Regions from separate parts of the Mus musculus genome. Here region 1 is linked to region 2. A link is a loop called in an ENCODE intact Hi-C map of the cell type or tissue named here. Cell type or tissue: heart. All regions are shown on one strand. Each heading gives the region's core, and the rest is flanking DNA. Links, peaks and the distances in the headings are about the cores only.

The links. A loop is a pair of places that touch in the nucleus more often than their neighbours do. Peaks named below come from ENCODE experiments on the same cell type or tissue, not always from the same donor. Only the 100,000 strongest peaks of a DNase experiment are listed, where the experiment ranks them.
Region 1: a loop joins it to region 2, with 8 times the contacts of the local background. A loop is called at or near these places in 17 of 42 quality-filtered maps.

Annotation. Positions count from the first base shown.
Region 1 is chr13:90,885,457-90,888,380 of GRCm38, reverse strand. It overlaps Atp6ap1l (ATPase, H+ transporting, lysosomal accessory protein 1-like), which reads left to right. Exons shown (of 7, transcript NM_001145879.1): 6 at 1,587-1,827. Among named protein-coding and RNA genes, the nearest start is that of Atp6ap1l, 18 kb to the left of the region's middle. In heart, for the core only: a CTCF peak has its summit at 1,464 (motif pointing right); a DNase peak (open chromatin) is centred at 2,130; H3K4me3 peaks cover 790 bases; H3K27ac peaks cover 2,474 bases.
Region 2 is chr13:89,666,562-89,669,485 of GRCm38, reverse strand. The region is part of intron 12 of Vcan (versican); the gene reads left to right. Among named protein-coding and RNA genes, the nearest start is that of Gm4117, 66 kb to the left of the region's middle. In heart, for the core only: a CTCF peak has its summit at 1,279 (motif pointing left); no DNase peak of the experiment used is centred there.

The sequences.
Region 1 (2,924 bases), core at 215-2,714, 1.2 Mb before region 2:
GTGGGAGGGCCCAGCCATCACTGGGCTGGTGGTCCTGGGTTCTACAAGGAAGCAGGCTGAGCAAGCCATGGGGAGCAAGCTAGTAAACAGCATACTTCCACGGCCTCTGCATCAGTTCCTGTCACCAGGTTCCCAACTTGCTAGAGTTCCTGCCTTGATTTACCTCAGTGCTGTGTGGTTATCCGGGAAGTTACCTCCCCAAGTTGATTCATGGTGTTTCTTATCATAGCGTTAGAAACCCCAACTGTAAAGTTTATACTTACTATGCTTAGAAGACCAAAAAGCAAAAAAAAAAAAAAAATGCTTCTAGCACATAAGTCCCTTGTAACTTGCACAAGCTGTACCCTAGCAGTCCCCTCCCCTTTCTCCAGACATTGAAGACTATTCCTAAATTGACTGAGCTTGTAAAATTTGCTGTTCTAGAAAGACGGTGGGCCATAAAACTAGCTGCTCTTCCCGCTTTCATAATCAAACTTGCTTACTCTGCTGAAAAAGATGACTAGGGCAACTGTAAGACATATATTTTAAAATTAGAGCCTGCCTACACAGACAGATGCATGTAGTCTGGTGGGTTTTGACTTTGTAAGCCTTGGCCTGACATGACTAGGGGCTGCATCTTGGGATGGCTCTCAGGTGCAGTCCTGGCCCCACCCTGGGTGTCAGTCCTTAAATGAAAAGACTCTGGTTATCAAAGTATATTTTTGGTCATGGTGAATCTCTAGTGAGCCCAGACCCCTCACCCTAACAGACTGGGCTGACTGCATCCCATCCGTGTCATGGAGAGTATCAACACCCTAGCCTCTACCTAGAATTAGATTGTTCAGAAGTGTTCTTTCTACCTCAGCTCCCAGGACTCTCCATGAACACAAATAGAATAAGGAGAATCCACGAGAACAGAAAGATCAGAAATATTGAGCTATAAGAACAAGAAAATAATTGATAATTCAACCAGTATTTCCAATTACTACCAATGTTCTAAGTCTGTCAGTCTTGAAATTTTCTATGTAATGTCTCATCTTTTAAAATAAAATTATCATGAATACACTATACTTTTTCATGACTAGAGAATGTTCCACGTTAATCGTTAGTGGTGAGGGTGATGGTCTCAGGTTGAATCTGACAGGCAGTTTAAACACAACATAGGAGAGAAACTAGGCAAGTGGTTTTGTCCCCCTAGACTCAATTCCTCATATATGACACTGGGATAATGTAAGAAACCTATTGCTATTATTTTATGACTAATTCTGTGTTAATATACACCTAAGTTTTAATTAAATTTGATAATGAACATAACATGCAATAATATACATACAATTTGATTCTTAGAAAAGAAAATAAAAAAGCGCCCTCCCACTTCGTCCCTGGAGGATTTTTGTATTATTCTTTTTCTTGTTCCCAATCATGTGCCTTCTTACCAACCTGGCTCTGGTTTGGCTCCGGAAAAGCCTCTTCCCAATTCCACAGCCTGACAAAAGAGGGCGCCATTGTACTGTTCACGGATGACGCCCGGCTTGAGACAGTTAAAAAAAAAAAAAAAAAAAAAAAAAAAACGCTCCAGCTAACACTTAATGTTCGATCCTTTTCAGGTTCACCCTAACCAATTACAACAAGCTGGCCAGCCAGAGTTGGTTTAGTTTACACCGCGTCGAGATAATCTTCAACAATTCGGTGCAAGCAACTTTTAACGCAACCGGTATATATGCTCTGTCAACTTACTCCTACCGCTGCCAACGGGTCAGCAGCCTGCGGCGGAATGATGCCCTACTGTTGCTTAGCAGCTCAGATGATGTGACAAGCCTGTGGGAGGTCACGTTTATTGATTTCCAGGTAATAAACTAAAACGCACTCTTTACTTGGTGCCAAAGAAACTCAGTTGAAGTAACCCAAAACAGGACGCTTAAGGAAGAGTGTCCGTGCAGTACCTTTAAGGTAGTGTTGGTTTATTCTGGATCTTCTGAGGTGTGAGATGGAGCAGGGTGGAGAGTTTCTTCTGCCTGAGCCCTCCAGGGCTCGCGTTTACTTTCCTGTTTACCCACTTCCCAGGTACTTATCTAAACCCTAGTGCAGCTGTGGCTGAAGCCCGGTGACTGACATTTCCTGGGCCCAGAGCTCTGTGAGGAGAGCCCTTCTGGGAGTAAACAGCGATCTTATCAGGGCAGATTAGAAGTACATCTGAAGTGGGAAAGACAGTGTTGACAGTTAGCCTGGGAATGGAATCGTCAGCCATCAAAAATAGCCCAGAGAGCTTGAAAACCTGGGAGAAACACATGTGAGCATGACAGGCGCCTTTGCAGTCAGCGTCCCAGCTGAGAGACATTCTCTCAAGTCCCTCTAATCTTGTTTACCTGCGGCCTGTCTTACTCACTGAAGCAGCATGCATGGCATTGCACATCCCTTATAAGGGCATGCATGTTCCCGCTTGTTCTTTATTTACATGGGTGTATAGATTCATGTCTATTTCTCTCAGCTTGGAGGAGGCATAGCGTTGATGAAAGGCCAAGGGAAGATGGGAATAACACGCATTTTGGAGTCAGGCAGATAGGAGTTTAAAATCGCTCCTCTACCACATGGCTAGGTTACTTCACCTTGTCCATATATGTCCTGTCTTCATCCATGTAGAAAGTAGGTGACTTCGTATGTGTGCAATACTCAGGACCATTCCAGGCATGGAATGACAGTGGCACTTATACCAGCATGTGCTAGTGGTTAAGACGGCCCATTTTATGTTATGTACATTTTGTAGCCGAAATAATAAAACAAACACTTGCTCAAAGACCAGGGATGGGGGTTTCGAATGAAGGAAAGGAAGAGAGGTCAGAGGAGGACTTTGCAGCCACCAGGGACGACTGGTTCGCAGACTCACAGGATTTGACTTCTGTGCTGGCTGAGCAAGGCTTTGAGGCTTTGGAGCAGCAGCAGAAGGG
Region 2 (2,924 bases), core at 148-2,647:
GAAAATAATGGGCACGTTGCCGCTTTAACAGCTATCCAGAGACCCCACGTTAATTTTCCTTCCCTTCAGTATACTGAGTTTGGTAGAATCCAACTGCAGGCTTCCAGTGGGTAGTGATGCCTGAACAAACGTCTCTTTCTCCTTTGAAACAAAGCTGCTCTTTTCTTCTTCGGTTGTGGGCTCAACTAATGATAACAGAAAAACCATAACCTCCTGTAAAATGTAAATAAATCAGGACCCAGACCAGAGAGCATGGATTAGGAGAGCCTGAGATCTACCTTGCAGGGACGGCATTTGCCTCACTCAAGGAGAACAGTTAAATGTGTCCCCTGCAGGCTACAAACTAATGACTATTGTGTACTAGAGCTACCCAGGAAGGAAAGATGTTTTGAGTTTTGTAATAAGAAGCTCCCATGGCCTTTGTTTTCTTCAGATAACGATTTGTTCTGTATTCTGGAACATACAGTTGACTCAAGTGATTACCTAGTGGCAAGCTAACTGCTATCAGTGTGTGTATGCATGTCCATGTGTGTGCTTGTGTGGATGTATGCTCCTGTGTGTGTGTGTGTGTGTGTGTGTGTGTGTGTGTGTGTGTGTGTTCTAGGTGGGTACACAGGCTCTTGATAAAGTATTTTTGTATATGCAACTTGCTTGTATTCTCTGGAGATAGTCTTCTTGGCCTTGGTGACATGGGCTATATTAGGGCTTTGTGGCTCTCAGAGTCCAATAGTGGTTTAATGGGTCCCAGGTGGAAAAAAAAAAAAGAGTTTACACAAGTCAGCTTGTAGTATAGGTGTGATATTTTCAGAATGTAACTTTGCAGATTCATACAGCATGCATTTGATTTTTGTGCACTGGGGCATAATTATTTATTGGTCCTACTCTAAAGATATTGAGTAGATCTACCAGACATGATTATACCGTGTCTGATGAACTGTCACTGTTGATGTAAATCATTAGATGCTATTCATAGAAACATGAAAAAACAAGCTTTTGTAGTGCTCGTCTTAGGTAGAAAAGTCAGATGAGAGCTGTAATAGTCAATAGCAGAATAGGATGGAACTAGAAAATATAGCCTATCTATTTGTAAAAAAATCACAAAACTAGGAGCACATGCCACAGTGGAGGTCATGCCACAGTGGAGGACATGCCACAGAGGAGGACATGCCACAGATGACACTTTAATTTTTATTCTGCAGGTGGAGTTAATAATTGTGATTCTATATCCTGTGCTGGCACTCAAAGTACTACCATATTGAGCAGTCTATGTCACCACCTGGTGGTCACATTATGCTTTGTATTTTTATATGAACAGCACTAGTGTCTGCAGGGGTGTTGTTTAGGTTCGTATAGCTTTGAAATGTATAATATTGTAAGCCCAATAGTTAAATGCAAAATGAGATGATTTGCAAGCACAGTAGGAAACTAACAGGTACCTTAAGCTTCATAAAATCCTGGCAGTTAAGGTTAAAATTAGCCCCGTTCTTTCTTGAACCTTCACTTTTACACACTGTAATAGAAGCCAACAGGTCACTTCCTTGACTTTTCTTCTTGGCAGGTGAACCAAGAAGATTTCTGTAGTTTAGTATACAAACTTTTCTTCTGTAAATTAAATTATCTGTGTTTGGAGCAAAAAGGAAGACGAAGAGCTGTGATTGAATTTTTTATGGAATATAAATAAAAATTAAAGTTGAAAATTTAATCAATTTCTCCCAAAATTATCCCTGAAAAGGTGTCAAGTTACTTTTATCAATAGGGTATGTATGATATTTAAATGTTTTTAGCACCATCAAAATAGTTCCAAAACATAGTATTCAATTAGCTACTCCAGGAAATCCAAAGTATTGTGAATTTTAAAGTATAAAACATGATGACATCTGAGCTGAAGAATTATAGCTAAATATCTGGTTGGATACAGAGACAATACAAAAGGGACCTGACAGTCACAGATTCAAGATTTACAATGCCAGTGATATGTGAGATACCCAGAAACACAATTGTTAGCTGTCCAGGAAGAGAGGCCAACATTTACAAAGTGTGCAATTGGTTTTCAAGGATGTCTGCATAATAGACATCTCAGACTTCCCACCTCACTGGGGAATATGTTTGACTGCTCTTCTGGCCATTGTGGTTCATCTCTAATAGATTTAAGCAGAATTAATCTGTTACACAAGTCTGTTCGAATAAAGACATCCTCACATCCATCAAATGCATGCCTACTCCCTGCAGAGTTCAGAATAGGAAGACAAAAGATGATATTTGATCTCCTTGTTTACCAAGTGGGTGCTGGGAACCAAACCTGGGTCAGCTCTAAGAGCAACAGGTAGTCTTAAGTACTGACCCATCTCTCTAGCCTCATATTGAACATTTAAAAATTCTATGAATTCCTTCACCTTGTGTCCTAAGAGTTCTGATATTCCGATTGAAATTCACCTATCTTAAAGATAATATATTAGACTACTTACTGCCACTTTAAAAATAAATGCTTTATTAACGCTTTGAGAATTTTATACAACATGTTTTGATCATATTCATGCCCACTCATTTCCTAAATTCACTTGAAATATTTTTATATATTTTCTGGTAAATTTACACATGGAGATAGTACTTGTAGATCATATTCCTGCTTCCCAACTCCTCCCAGACACTCTACCTTGTGCTTCTTCTTTTTTTTTTTTTTTTGAGACAGGGTTTCTCTGTGTAGCCCTGGCTGTCCTGGAACTCACTTTGTAGACCAGGCTGGCCTCAAACTCAGAAATCCGCCTGCCTCTGCCTCCCGAGTGCTGGGACTAAAGGCGTGCGCCACCACATCGAGCTCCTTGTGCTTCTTTTGACTTCTTTCAGAAATTCTAGTGTATACATACGACAACCTCACAAAAACAAACCCCAAAACAAAAACAAAGACAAAAAACACACCAAAAAAA